Linked DNA regions of Homo sapiens: all the other regions are linked to region 1. Evidence: read pairs that join two places in POLR2A ChIA-PET (ENCODE). Cell type or tissue: MCF 10A. All regions are shown on one strand. Links, peaks and the distances in the headings refer to the core of each region. The heading gives the core; the rest is flanking DNA.

The links. ChIA-PET counts read pairs that join two places held together with the same protein. Peaks named below come from ENCODE experiments on the same cell type or tissue, not always from the same donor. Only the 100,000 strongest peaks of a DNase experiment are listed, where the experiment ranks them.
Region 2: POLR2A ChIA-PET joins it to region 1 with 47 read pairs; 3 of 35 experiments call an interaction of 5 or more read pairs at or near these places.
Region 3: POLR2A ChIA-PET joins it to region 1 with 33 read pairs; 8 of 35 experiments call an interaction of 5 or more read pairs at or near these places.

The regions. Positions count from the first base shown.
Region 1 is chr15:98,871,396-98,876,525 of GRCh38, reverse strand. The region is part of intron 2 of IGF1R (insulin like growth factor 1 receptor); the gene reads right to left. Among named protein-coding and RNA genes, the nearest start is that of MIR4714, 90 kb to the right of the region's middle. In MCF 10A, for the core only: no CTCF peak of the experiment used is centred there; DNase peaks (open chromatin) are centred at 1,535, 2,495 and 2,855.
Region 2 is chr15:98,680,940-98,686,069 of GRCh38, reverse strand. All of the region lies in intron 1 of IGF1R (insulin like growth factor 1 receptor), which reads right to left. Among named protein-coding and RNA genes, the nearest start is that of IRAIN, 33 kb to the right of the region's middle. In MCF 10A, for the core only: no CTCF peak of the experiment used is centred there; DNase peaks (open chromatin) are centred at 1,529 and 2,589.
Region 3 is chr15:98,654,704-98,659,833 of GRCh38, reverse strand. All of the region lies in intron 1 of IGF1R (insulin like growth factor 1 receptor), which reads right to left. Among named protein-coding and RNA genes, the nearest start is that of IRAIN, 6.5 kb to the right of the region's middle. RefSeq lists a silencer at 380-674. In MCF 10A, for the core only: a CTCF peak has its summit at 433 (motif pointing right); DNase peaks (open chromatin) are centred at 423 and 1,913.

The DNA.
Region 1 (5,130 bases), core at 664-4,663:
TGGTAGTGGGGCTGTGCACTTGATACAAGTATACCAGCCTTGCCAGAATGCATTAGAAGTGCTAAAACCCCATCTTGGCAGTACAAATCCAATCATATTGGCAACTCTCATTTCCTCAATTTCAACTAGGGAAAAAATCTGACCCCACACTTTATAAAACGTGGATGAAGGATTTCAAAGTTCAAGACTCTCTCTCTCTTTTTTTTTTTTTAACTCTTAATAGTTTTCTTTTTTTGTAGATGATAGGTAAAATTGGGTTCAAATGAAGAACACAGGCATCCCATGAGTAAAATCCTAGTTGAAGAGTGAATTTCACCTGTAAATGCCCAATGGAGATGGCCTTCCAGCAACCTTCTGCTTTTTCCAATTAATTAGGAAACATCTGGGAGTAAATTCTTATTTGATCCCCAAACCATTAAATATCTACTATTATTTCCTGGTTTTAGGTATTCGGTTCATTCCAGACTATCATGCAAATTGTAAAGTGAATTATTTTGCTGCTGGCCCACCCAACATCACTTACAGTTTTAGGAAAGCTGGAACATGAAGCCAATTATGACAAAGCCTACTGTTACTAAAAAGTAGCGTGGAAAATTCAAGGGCTTTCCCTTCAGACGTGATGCGTATGAGGCCTGTCATCCATCCTATGCCCCGGCAAACTATCTGACCACTCTGGGCCAAACTGAAGGAGGTCACGCTTAGAGAGTCCTAGCACCGTGCTCCCAGATCCAGTGGGCTTCTCCTCTCTTCCTGCTGGGGAAGCCTTCACCCCAACCCCACAGCCTCATCTTTTAATTGCCTCCCAAACATTAGCTGATTTTCAGGGATCAAAGGAATTTGCTTTGAAAGATGAAGGAACTTAACACTTAGAATAACTATAAAATCAAAACAAGCAGGGCAGCTCTACAGTGGAAAGCACACGTGATCTTTCATTCCATCCTTGGTCTGAACACTAAAGCCATTCTCAAAAAAAAAAAAAGTTCATACACATAACTGCCCATGCATCCACATGCTTTGCAGACACGAGAATGTGTGAAGTTTACTTGCTCAATGAAGGGATCAGTAGACAGCAACTTGTACAACACATGACTGTACTTCCCAAATTAACTTCTTAACCCTTTCCCTGAACACCGTAAAAACCCAAACTGGCCAAGTCACCTAAAAAAAAAAAAAAAAGAAAAGAAAAGAAAAGAAAGAAAGAAACTAAAAGGAATCTCAAGCATAAATCTCTTCTTCAAAAATCTTATCCAACATTCTGGACTTGAATAATCTGAAAACAAAGATCTGAAAATGTTTCATTTTTTTTTTTGGCCTTCTTCAAAGAAATAAGCTTTGTAGGAACTTTGAGATTCATGTCAAAACAACTGCTGTCTCCCGAAATCCCGGAGCATCCTCGTCCCGGAGCCGAGGACCTGGGCAGGCCAGAGGGCAGAAGCTGCAGGCTGCAAACTGGTGTGCAACATCCCTGAGGATGTGTTTGTGTTTTACTCACAGAGAACAAGTACTGGCAAGTGACAAAAAAAGAACATGTTTTGCAAACAATCAGTGTGACCTGAAACCCAGGGTAAAGGCTGAAGTCAGCATTTGTTCACTGCAGCACGAGCCAGGCTCTGCAATGCTTGTTAAATGGAGTGCTCTGGAGAAGAGAACGGCTTCTCAGTTTCCCCCAATCACCCAGAGGACCTGGGAAGGGAGGGGAAAAGGAGGGCCGACTCCCCACCCCCAAGCTAGGCTGTATCAGTTTGTTCTGCTTCACTGCAGAGCTGGAGCCAGGGAGCATCTTTGAAATTAGATGAATGCCCAATGGAAGGGGTCTTCGAATTCTGGAGCTGAAAGCAACTCAAGATCACGACATCCAGTCAAATGTCTTCACTTGGCAGATAAAGTGAAGACCAGAGAACCAAAGCTATGAAAGCCACACCACTCACAAGAGTTGGGTTAAACACCCAGGTCCCCAGCCTCTGAGCCCACGGCTCTTGTCACATCACGATGTCCCCAGCTCCCCTACTTCACCGAAAAGATCTCTCAATCTTTAAAGCATATGACCCCTTTTGACAAACAACCCGCAAATTTTCTTTAATACTGTTGGAAATGTTGAAATGGACTGCCCTCCTCCAATTTCCAATTCTGAAACTGCCTATTGAAAACGTTTTTCTCCCAACTGCACTTGCTTCCCACCCTGCCAAACAGACTTCTGCTAGTCTAAGTAAAGCCTCTGAAGTGCTTTTCCCCAACTGCACTCTCCTTACTCCTATCTAAATAAACAGCACCCGAACTTCTCCTTAAGTCCACTTTTTTCTTCTGCTTCACAGATGGGAAGACTTGCTCTTCCTAAATTACCATTCTCACCCCATGCAAGAGCTCTGCCGGGCCACCAAAGATACATTTTGGACCTGTTACTTCCATCCTCCTGCCCGCCCTGTCCACATCACATGCCCATAACTCCTCCCTCCCTCAACCCCCATCCTTTGAAATTTCTAAACCCCCGGCAGAGGAAGCGCCGCAGGGCTCTTAATAAGCTCAGTCATGCTCGAAATATCTGTTTCACCCACGAGGTGTGGTAGGCAGCAGTTCTGACCGGAGCATACATTTAGGGAAAAGATTATCTACTTCCAAGACTCAGTATTTGGAATTCCTAAAAATGCCACTTATTCATTTTCATTAACATACCTGTGAACTTGCAACAATTTTGAGGGTTGAAAGGATACCATCTGTAATAGCCAGCATCCACCTACACACATGGTAACTGCAGCAGGTTAAGAAATCGCCCTTTCTGTTGGTGTGACCACAGAAAGATATTGCATATTGCAACTCTCTTTGCCCTGGAACTTGCAAAACTTACAGGAAATCTTCCACCACCTACATAGAAAATCCACTGCCAGAAAAATGAAGTGTAAACACTTTATATTAAATTAGCCAGAGGCTTAAAGAAATCACATCCCAATCCGATATTTTCAAATTCTGGCTCACTTTCAAGTTTTATGGTGCACACAGGAGCAGAGGCACAGCGGACACATGACTGCCCTCTGCAGAATGTTTTGTTTTTTCGATGAAGAGAAATAATCTACAAATTAGTATACAACTCAAGCTACCTAGAGAAAGCAGCCAGCGATCTTGCTTCCTTTATGTGGGGTTTCTTGTCCATATCTTTACACTGGACTAGGATGGCCATCAAAAATACAAATCTATTTACCTAAAGAGAAATCTTGAAGCTGATCCTAAACTTATTGGAGATTTTTTTGAAAAAAAGTATCAGTGAAAATACAGAAAGAATAGGAAAAAGTGGAAAATGTTGATGTGCCTCAGGTTATTACGTATAACATGCATCAATAAGTCTTGTGAGATATCCCATGTAAAAAAATTTACCAGCTGCTAACATTGTCATTTACCCCAACCCCTCCCACTGGAGCAGCTTTACCTTCAGGGTGCACATCCCCTGAAGTGGCCCCTTGACATCCTTGGCTTGCCTTCAGGGAGGAGGACATGATGACGCGAGGTAGCATTCCTCTGTACACAGTGTCAAAAATATATTAAAAAGCAAACAAAACTACCAGTCCAGAAGCTATGCTGGCAAAATTTAAAGCAAAAAATTTAGAAACAGCCTACGCCCATTTATATGCCAGCCTGGCTGCATTTTTAAGGGCACAAGTCATGTCTGTCTGTCTGTTTTGTTTTTTTTTTTAATTGGTTTTAGGGAAAGTCAATGTTTAAAATTTTAAGATGCTTAAGTTCATCCTCTGCTTAGGAGGCAGAGCATGGGGATGGCAGGCTGTGCCCATGCAAGAACAGGGACTCTCGGGTTAGAATGAAGTAAGTTTCTATCCCAGCTTTGTCATTTATTGGCTGCTGTGTATCAGAGGGACTTGTTTTCCTCAGTATACACATAAGACAAATTTCACCTGTGCTACTGGTATAAGATGAAATGTGGCAAACCACGGAACTATACTGAGTATGTCTCCTGGCGGATCTTAGGTACTCTTTAAACATTAGCTACTATTATTATTTGATCCCTAGACTGAACTTCTAGTCCTGACTCTGCTAATTCTGCCTGCTCAGCTGAAGTGTACATGGGGTAGGAGAGATGTCCAGTCTCGCATTATGACCCGCTGGTCTCTCATCCTTGGAGGTGTCCAGTGGATTATAACGTGCTGGGAAGTGGGTAAATGGGGAGACCCCAAGCCATGTCTCTGATCAGTTCATATACTAGTAATCCACAGATTTAATTTCCAGGGGAGGGCTATGTGGCAAAGAAAGAAAAAAAATCATAAGACAAGATTCTAAAATATTTCAAATTTCACCTCTGCTCAAATGAAAATATTACAAATTCTAGTTTTTCAGCACTGTTCTTCAATCCATTCGCTCGAAAATAATCTTCATTTAGTGCAGGTTGGACATGGGTTTACCCAAGACATCATTTGAAGGCCCAGTATAGTTCAGATGCTATTGTGAAGGGTCTTCAGGATGCAGGTACCCACTGGGGTGGTGGAGGTAGGGTGGGGGCTGAGGCTGCCAAGAAAGCTTTCAACTTCCACTAGGAAGGAGTTCCTTTTAGACAGGGAAAAAAGTTTCCCATGCTTCCAATGACTTTACTTGGCTCTTCAACAAACAAACAAACTCCCAATACAATGTGCTCCTAAATAACTTTATTCAACTTTTACACAGTGATATGGTTTGGCTCTGTGTCCCCACCCAAATCTCATCTTGTAGCTCCTATAATTCCCACATGTTGTGGGAGGGACCCGCCGGGAGCTAACTGAATCATGGGGTGGGTTTTTCCCTTGCTGTTATTAGTTAATATGTCTCACAAGATCTGATGGTTTTTAAAATGGAAGTTTCCCTGCACAAGCTCTTCTTCTCTTGGCTGCTGCCATGTGAGATGTACCTTTCACTTTCCGCCATGATTTTGAGGCCTCTCCAGTCACATGAAACTGTGAGTCCAATAAACTTCTTTCTTTTGTAAATTGCCCAGTCTTGAGTATGTCTTTATCAGCAGTGTGAAAATGGACTAATACACCCAGATTAGATGAAAACTCTCTGGACGTAGCAAAGGGATCCAGAAGCTCCTTCCTCTGTGGTAAGGAAAAGACTTCCTACAACCAATAAAGAAACAGGTGAAGAAGCAAGTCCCTT
Region 2 (5,130 bases), core at 357-4,356, 190 kb after region 1:
GGTTGCCAAAGACTTGGGGAAAAAGGCAATGGGGAGTTGTTTGATGGACATGGAGTTTCAGTTTGGGAAGATGAACAAGTTCTGGAGATGGACAGTGGTGATGGTTGCACAACAATATGAATGTACTTAATGCCACTGAACTCGTACATTTAAAAAAATTCTTTTAAGTAGCCTCAATAGCTGCTGTCTGACACCACCCTTTAAAGTTCAAAATGGTTTCAGACACTGACAGCTGCCACACCACCCAAGGAGGCTGCGGCTCCAAGGCTGGGCAATCAGGCTACCTGCGGTGGAGTGGTGAGCCGCTGATGCCTGGGACCTGCCGCTAGACCTGAATACTGGAAGCACGCTGGTGTTCTTGCACACTCCTGTTCCATCTTCAACAATTATCTGGAGGAAGCACCACCAGGGGCCCAGCCCACAGAGGCATCTTTGGAGGGACCCTGGACAGACAATGAGCAGATATACACATGGTCTGAGCCAGTCGTGGAAAGAGCCACTGGGAAGATACCGAAGGGACACAGAGGAAGAGGTGCCCAGCTGGCTAACAGAGAGTAGAGTGGGCTGGAGGAGACTGATGGAAACCCACTGGGAAGCGGGTGCCCTAGATTATTATTAACCTCCCCAGACTAAGTAAGCAGAAGTTGGAGTCTGTCCTCTAGTAAGTTACAGCCCCAGTAAGAACCCACACAAAGCATGTAAGCATCCAGGCATCTAAAGAACTCAACATCTACCATCCAGCGTGTCCACCCACTTTCCAGGAAGTATGGTGACAGGACTGCAAAGGCAAGCACAGCATCATTCTTCTTCAAAGCCAACAGTTCCAGCCGGGCATGGTGGCTCATGCCTGTAATCCCAGAACTTTGGGAGGCTGGAGGGAGAGGACTGCTTGAGTCCAGGAGTTTGAGTGCAGCCTGGGCAACATAGTGAGACTCCCATCTCTACAAAAAATGTTAAAAATTAGCCAGGCGTGATGGCACACATCTGTGACCCCAGCTACTCAGGAGGCTGAGGCAGGAGGATCCCTTGAGCCTGGGACGTTGAGGCTGCAGTAAGCCATGACCATGCCACTGCATTCCAACTGGGGTTACAGAGCGAGACACTATCTCAAAAATTTAAAAAAAAAAAAAAAAAAAAAAGGAAAAGGAAGAAGAAATATATACATGGAGGGAGCCTACAGTGTGGGGTCAGACTCCTCACAAAGTTTCAAACATTCTGAAGCTCAGGGAGACGAAATAATTTGCCCCAAATCACACTCACTAAATATTAGCGCTGGATAGAATGCAAGCCCAGACTTCCTGAAGCCAAATCCCACATGCGCTCTCTCAGCACACAGTCTCCCGATGACTGCCTTTCTCCTTCTACTCTCTCATCCACAGCAACCCAGTGGCCAAATTTTGCTCCATTTAAAAAGGAAGGAAAGAAAGGTCCCTGTCCTCATCTGGATAAGCTTTAGTTATGTTTGTATAACATTCAGAAAAGGCCATAAAAGATCTTCACTGAGGGCTGTGCTAAGTATTAAGTGTTACTCAATAAACCACAGCATAGAGGTTGCCAACTGACGTTTAGCTATAACCTGGAAAGAGTACTGGCTGAATACATTTTTTTTTCCAATTTCAATTTCTAGGTATCATTTATATTCATCCGCCCACACCCCCCACCTCCCCCATTAGCAAGCATAAAACAAACAAAAAAAACCCCACAGAGCTACAGTTGTAAGACACAACCAGAGTAGGTGGCATATTATGATAAACAAAGATGACAATAAAACATTTTTCCAGCTGTGATAAACATATTTAAGATCTATCAGAGGCTGCCAGAGCTAAAACTGAAAACTATGAAAATTGCAAGTTGTTCATAACACAGAATTTATGTCTTAGAAGCTTTTATTTTTTAGGCAGAAGTTGTCTCACTAGGAGATCATTTCCTTACCTTTTTAAAATCTGAACTTTTAAAGCTGTGACATGTTGAGGCTGTCACACGTCCAAAGTGATTTAACAACTGGCTGAGGGAGGGACTGAGGCTGAGCACGGGCACATGGTACAGCTCAGAGGCCCAGCTGGAGAAGACAATACTGCTCAGGGCAGCCCTACTAAGCCTCCAGGAGGATCCCAAAGATCTACGCCCGCCAGGTGATTAGGACACTCACATTTCATTACGTCTCAAATACTGTGAACAAGCAATTCAATTAACAGCTGTCTCAGTGTCTTAGAGATCAGAAAAAATTAAGAAGAATGGTGAATTATGTCCCGATTTCCAAATATCCACGCCTTTGTGCCCTTTCTTGGCTTCTGAAACCATCTGTCTTCCTTTCCCAACTTAAAAAAGAAAAAACAAAAACTTTAAACAATAAACCTTGCCATCCAACTGTGACTGATGAGATGTAGTTGTGAAATGGGCTTGTCAGATGCACTTATATAAGAGGATACCGACTTGATTGCAATTCATAACATCTCTAACATCTGAAAAACTTCAACAATGATTTTCTCAATAAACAAAACTGTTGTGTATTACACTAAGCTGAGCTAAGATTACCTCATCCCTTAAAAACCAACGGCTGTAAACAAGTTGTAACACAACTGGGCAATGCCCACACAAGCAAAAGTCCCTTTGCAAAGCCCAGCAGACTTCCAGCAACTTCCTGGCCTTCCGAGCAGAAACAGCCCCAATGATGGGACTAAAGGAGGAGACCTCACAGAACTGGAGAACATCAGATCGTGAAAGACTCAGAACAGAACACTTTACTTTTAGAATCCTAAAATAAACACAGCCAGACCACTTGAGGAATCACGGAGGTGTATCCGTGAAAAGGCGCTGTATCTGCTTTTTAAGTCACACACCCAAACTCGTCAGATCTCTCTTAAAACCCTTGAGATCAACCCTATTCCACCCCTTTTGATGAACACCTACCTATGCCATGCACTTTGTCAGATCCTATGGAAACAAAGAACATGTTGCCTGCCCTTAAAGAATCCCTATAACCACAGAAAGAGAAAGGGAGAGAAACCAGTAATCTCAGCACTGTGTGATCAGAATATCTAGCAGTGCACACGAGATACACTGTGACATGGGGAGGTCACTGATATGAGGGGTTCATCAACTCTAGGGAGGGAAGTGGTGCCCCGGAGCCTGCTCCAACTTAAATGCATAGCAAGAAAAGTATAACCACTGATCACATTTGAGACCCAAATAAGACAGTAGGTATGAATTTAAAAAGCAACCCAGGCCAGGTGTGGTGGCTCATGCCTGTAATCCTAGCACTTTGGGAGGCAGAGGCGGGTGGATCACCTAATCAGGAGTTCCAGACCAGCCTGGCCAACATGGTGAAACCCCATCTCTACTAAAAATATAAAAATTAGCCAGGCATGGTGGCACGTGCCTGTAATCCCAGCTACCTGGAAGGCTGAGGCAGGAGAATTGCTGGAACTCGGAAGGCAGAGGCTGCAGTGAGCCGAGATCAGGCCACTGCACTCCAGCCTGGATGACAGAGTAAGATTCTGTCTCCAAAAAAAAAGGCAACCCAGAGAAAGATACTAGTTTCTCTGTGCCTAAGGAAAATGTAAAAACGTAGACAAGCTCTTCAATTAAACCTCCACTATTTCTAAATCGCCTACAGTATTTAAAGAGAAAGACTCCTTTTATAATTACACCTGACACTTCTCCCCATGAAAACATCTCGGAGCACAGATATGCTTCTTCAATGTGAAGGTCGGTCTCCACGGGCCCTAAAAGGAACACTAGCTCACCTTACAGGAACACCCTCAGCAAACATGAGAGGGACAGTCATCTTTCTCCTGGTACCTTCCCAGCTCCTCCTGGAAAACAACTCAGATAACCATAGGAGACCAAAGAGTCCTAATATGATTTAGGAGACGGAAGTTACTCAAAATCATTTCCAACAAGTTCACCACTGAACACTTCCTGTGACCAAATAATGGTGGCAGGTCCTGCCCTGAAGGTTCCAACGGTTCTGCTCCATCCACCCTGCTGTTCACTCATCAGTCCTGCCCCTAGAAGACCCTATGCCTGAGGACCTAAGGGTGGTGAATTCCTTCCTAATCGCTCTCCACCCTACACAGAAAATCACTAAGCTCAAAAGAAAAAGTGTAAGGGCCCCATCCACATTCCAAATTGATTTCACATGACCCAACAGAAATCATAGCATTTCTCCCCTCCACCCACCCATCCTGAAGAGTGACCATCTCCTTGGTCACACATAGCAAACAAAAATTCAGATGACACCAGGGACAGACCCTAAATTCAAGTATTAGCCTGATGCAGGTCTAAAGCAGAGATATTAACAGATTTTTTGACTCAAACCAACTGAACCAGACTCACCTTTACTAACTAATACACAGGGTAAAATTCCACTGAGTTTTTATGAAAGCCATGTCACAACTCCCCCAAGAATAGCCTTGAGGGTGGAGCATGAGCCCCCGACAGGGATGGCAACCAACCACCCCAGGCAGGAGGGTCTGCTGCCTCCATCCCTGCAGCCAGGAAGCATCAGATGCCATCCAAGCTGTCTTCTATGGCTCACATATCCAGCAAATTACAGCACTCCCCAAACTTAGAGGTTTATCCTTGAACTACTCCTTGGAATGAACCCAAATAGGTAAGCATTTTCTCCTCCATAAGGCTACCCATTACCTGCACCCATTGCACGAGACTGCAATCAATGAAAACCTCCTGATAACTATCAGAATAGCTGGTGGTGAATGCAAAGACACAAGCAGAGAAGCAAGAACTGAACAACGAGGTGTATGTCATGCGCCAGGTAGACATGCGAAACAAGGTGCAGGCAGAAAGTAGTGCAGCCGCCCTCAAGATGTCACAATCGATCAGCAAAGCAGACTTGTAAAGACACAGAATCCTAACATAACCAAAGTGCTACAGAGGCTTAAAGAAGCAGAGTTACGTATCACTTAATGACAGGGATGCATTCTAAGAAATGCACAGTTAGGTGATTTCATCATTGTGTGATCAGAGTATACTTACACCTCAATGGTATAGCCTACTACACACCTAGGCTATACAGTATAGCCTATTACTCCTAGGCTACCAACCTGCAAACCTGTAGTGCATTACTGCACTGAATACTGCAGGCAGTTGTAACACCATGGTAAGTAT
Region 3 (5,130 bases), core at 357-4,356, 220 kb after region 1:
CTGTTTAAATAGAGCAATGGAAGGTAAATCTTGCTGTATTTTTCCAAATGAAATCAGTAGTGTTTTTTTAATCTCTAATCTCAAATATTTTGGAGCTTTAAATTTATTAAAGTCCTGTAAAATTATCTTAAAACTCTAACTGTAAAAGACACACTAGGTGTTAACAGCTCTGCCATGGAGTTGCAGTGCGCCTGTCTGCATCACTTAGGAAGACCCTAATTCTCTCAGGACAGCTCGCACTGACACAGTAGAGTAACCTTAATCCAAAACTGTAGCCCAGTGATTTCTACAGAAGTCTGTAGTATCCACATTTTCTTGCAATCAGTCCCCAGGAAGCAAGCCAGAGAGTGGGTTGGGATCGCTATCTTCCTCCTTGGGGCACTATTAATTCAGTCACCTAATATGCTGAATTTCCCTTCTGGCCACTAGATGGAGCCTATGCATAGGCGAGATGGGCAAAGTGCACACTGGACACCTCTCAGGTGTGAGCAGAAATTGACAAATGACAATATTAAGGGAGAAAGTGTAATAAACAGATCTCTGAAATGGAAGGCAAACTGCAGGGGGATGACCATCGTTTACTGAAAAAAAAAATCACAACTGTTTAATAAGCAACATGCCATCTTGTTAATAAACACCTTAGCAAAATAAAGTTTTATTATACATTTATTGAGCACCTATGTGCCAGGTTCTATAACATATTTAAATGGCAAGGACAATCAAACATCAAGTAAGCCTTATATTTCTATCCAAAGAACATCTCTGTTCGAGGATGTCACAACCCTAAGAACAGTAGCAGTTGAAGTCCAAGGGCTTAATACCAGGTGCCAGGTTCTATTCTAGGCACTTGACATGTGTACGAATTTGATTTCTATGAATGTTTAAAGTAGATTCTATTAAAATTATAATTTCACAGATGAGGAAACTGAGGCACAAGAAGATTAAATTATTTGCCTGAGAGCTTAGCTACTGAAGAGCTGAGATTCAAACCAGCCACTTTGGCTCCATGGTCCTAATAAAATTACAAGCAAGGAACAAGACAAATCACTGTCAACCAGCAAAACCGTGGGTTATGAACTCAAAAGGAGTAATGGGAAAGTAGATCTATACAAGTTAGGGAAATCCCAAAAACCTTCAAGAAGGAAGAGGAATTTGACTTGGAAATGTAAAGATGGCATCTCTGACCTATTCAAACCACAGAAAAGGCATATGGGGGAAAGGAATCACCTGACTTAGCGTGCTGCCTTTTGAAAGTTATGATCTTGTCCCTATTTTACAGATCCACCTGGAACTTGGAAATTATTTCAATTTAAAAAACCTATTCTATTTCCTCACAATTTTTCTGACTTTGGTTTTCTAAACCTGTTAGAAAAGGTTTTCATTCTGTTGTTTAGTGAGAAAAGGAGAAATGTCTCCCCCAAATATTTTTAAGTCTCCGCATTTCTATCAAGACTCAGAAAAGTTAATAACTTTAGGACCAAAGAACTAATTGGCAGCTAAGGAGAAACTAAAGCTATGGTGACCTTCCTGTGTTCTTAAGCGGCACTTTCTGCTATTCAGTATTGAGGATGGAAGGAGAAGTAGCAGAGTAGTGAAGAGGAAAAACATTCTCAGCTATGGAAACAGCAGAAGCAAAAACTTGAAGACAGGCATAACACAGCTTCCTTTCCATCAAGCTAATGCACAGATGCTGGGGAGTACCAGGAACTAACAGTGGATCCCTACAGCACAGGATTACTAAGGACCTGTTTCATTACTTGATTCTAAGGACCCTGGACTTGATCCTAGGACCACAAGAGGCACGTTCTGAGTATTTGGAGCTGGCAAGTCCATCAGACTAAGGGAATGGTACAGGAACTGGTTCAGAGGCCAACTCAGCATGTAGTCAGAGTCAATGCAGGTCTGCACTGGACCAGGCTGGATCCCGGAATAGGGGTCAATCTGAGCGATTTCAAGTGACTCAGTGAGATCGAAAGGCAACATTCAATTAATGAGTCTCCCCAGAAAAGGACAGGCTGCAGAACTGAAACTGAACAAATTCCATCCTGAGCCAATCTCTGTTGCTGAAAATTTTACTGAGGTGCATGTGAGAAAGAAAATCCCAATTGTATCACCTGACGAAGAAAGGCTACCATAACAAAAGTTCTGTACCTACGACTACACGATATCATGTTGTGACCTAACATATGCAGTGAACTCATTATCCACAGAAATCAGACAACAGAACTAAGGGAAGCCTCACAGCAGATCTCCCTCTGCTGCTACTGGTCTCTGTGTTCATTTGTTTTCGTGGCAATCTGTGCTTCTCTTTAAAGTCCTGAGTCTGTAAGCTTGTGTATTATCCCACTAAAATGAGACTCAGGGAAATTAGGTAAAGAGAATAAATACAGGACAACACAGATAAATGTGGACACAACTGAGAGGGATTTTACAATCTAGACAGAATTAATAGCTAATGACTTAGAAAACACTTTGTAAGCTGATGCAGTCAATTGGATCATGGGCTCCTACCTGGAATTTCTCTCCATGCTTCCTACTTTTTCCAGGAAGTTATCAAAGGTCACTAAGACGCTTTGAATTTGGGGAAAACTCCTACAAATAAATTCATCTCTCCCTAATTACCATTAGACTTCTGTTCTTTAAAGTTCTATTGACTAAACTTTGGCTGACTTAAATTGGTGATGTCTCATTTACGTAATCAAGCACATATTCCCAATAACCAACTTTACAGAGACTAACCACGACTATATTTTTTACAGCAGAGGACAAGCTGAAAGCAATCACAATGTATCAGGAAAAATTTCAAGTTATGCTCTATAAAATATTTATGCTCTAACAACTATCAAAATATATTTGTTCTCCCATGTCAAGAGTAATTTTTAAAGTGGTATTTATTTTTAAACTGACAAATAATTCCAAAGCCAGTTTGAGAAAGCTAGTGCCATGTTAAAAAGAAAATGGTTGAACAAAAGTATACAAAACAGCAACAACAATGTATTTCAAACTCGCAGAATTTGGACGATGGACGGATGGATGGAGATACACAATTCTGAACAAACGGCATTCGTATTATGTAACTCTTACTGAAGTAGAGACCTATGGTATTAAGGGGGCTAAGACTGAGGAGTGAGATAAAACAAAGTTTCAAACTCCTCCCCGCAAGAACTTTCTGGATTAGCAAGACTACTTTCTAAAGTCTTTAAAATATGCAAAAAAACAAAAAAAAAATGTTTTCCAGACTATTACCAGGTGAGCAATTTATTTTTATATATGTATTTTGTGTGTGTGATGGAGTCTCGCTCTGTCACCCAGGCTGGAGTGCAGTGGCATCATCTTGGCTCACTGCAACCTCTGCCTCCTGGGTTTCAGCAATTCTCCTGCCTCAGCCTCTCACGTAGCTGGGATTATAGGCACGGGCCACCACGCCCGGTTAATTCTGGTATTTTTAGTAGAAAGGGGGTGCACCATGTTGGCCAGGCTGGTCTTGAACTTCTGACCTCAAGTGATCTGCCCACCTTGGCCTCCCAAAGTGCTGGGGTTACAGGCAGGAGCCGCTGTGCCCAGCCAGGTGAGCAGTAAGGTAGGCCCAGCTATCGCTGCAGTGTGTGATGGCCCCATCCACAGGTGTGCACATCTTCCCCATGTGACTAGCCAGCCGCCCCACTACTCCAAAGAATGTGAATGCTTCAAGACCACCAACCACCAAGTGAGCTCCATGGACACAAGGCCCAACAACTTATATTGCAATCGTAGGTGTTCATCCCTCACCATAAAAGAAACTACTTTCTGTTGTGGTCCAGTGAAAACAGAAGAGCAATCTATGAGTTTACAAATTCTTGTAGGCTGGGGGCGGTGGCTCGCACCTGTGATCCCAGCCCTCCGGGAGGCCGAGGTGAGTGGATCGCTTGAGTCCAACCTGAGCAACATAGCAAAACCTCGTCTGTACTAAAAATACAAAAAATTAGCCAGGCATGGTGGTGTGTGCCTGTAGTCCCACCTACTTGGGAGGATCACTGGAGCCTGGGAGGTCAAGGCAGAATCAAGCCGTGATCACACCACTGCATTCCAGCCTAGGTGACCAGAGACCCTGTCTCAAAAAAAAAAAAGAAAAAAAAATCTGTAGTCCAGGGCAGGAAAAAGAAAAATTTTAAGCTTGCTTACTAGTTTGTTTCGTTTTATTTTTTTTTTTAATAAACATGGCAGTAACATCTATAGTTTGACGGGTATCTTTAAAAACTTATGGTAAGACATTTTACAGTATCAAATAATTTCTAAACCTAAAGAACTGCATCCAGTAAGTACTCAACATGTATTTACTGTGGAAGAAAAGAGGGAGGGAAAACGACTATTTCTCAGTTCAAGTAAGGAAATATCAGTTTTTCCTTAAGATTTGAAAATAAAACATAAGTAAAGCCGGCATCAGTGGAAAAAAAGGGAGAGAAATCTTCAAAAATGGTATCTGGGACTTTCAAACGAGTAAAATTGACCATTTAAAAACTTAGTCTTCAAAAGTCCAAAAGTCTCAAAATCAAAGGTATTGTTAATACTTTGAGTCAAATAAAACCAAAGCAATTTAACAAAAGAAAACATCATGCCGAGGAAGTATGCTTCTCTTGAGATAACAATCTAACTTGTTTTAAAGATCCTTTGTTTACTAACCATTTTATATTCCAAATATATGTTCCTTCCTCAGAACAAATCAATTCTTTTCCAGACCCTCGGGGATGGGGGTGCAGGCATGAGGGGATGTGTACATATATCAAAGTTTTAATCTTTTCAAATAGTGGAACTCAGTTATGCTTCCCAAATGTCAACAGGTCTCAATGTCCACAAACACTGGGGCTGCTACCCTCCCCCATCCCCACTTAAAGCCACATCACATCTTTACAAATAACTGGAAAACCTCCTCTTGCTAAGCTGATGCCAAACACCATTTTCCAGGAGGGATCAGAGTGCATCACTCATTAGGCACTTTGTTGTCTCTAAAGTGTTCAGAATTTTCCTTCAGAACATCTCAGACTGGAAATCAAGAAACTATATCCGTAACATGTGTGCAACTATTATATATTTAGTACAATTGAGAAGAGCTCATCCCCTGGACTCAGCACCTGTCCTAAGCTGGCTAAGAAA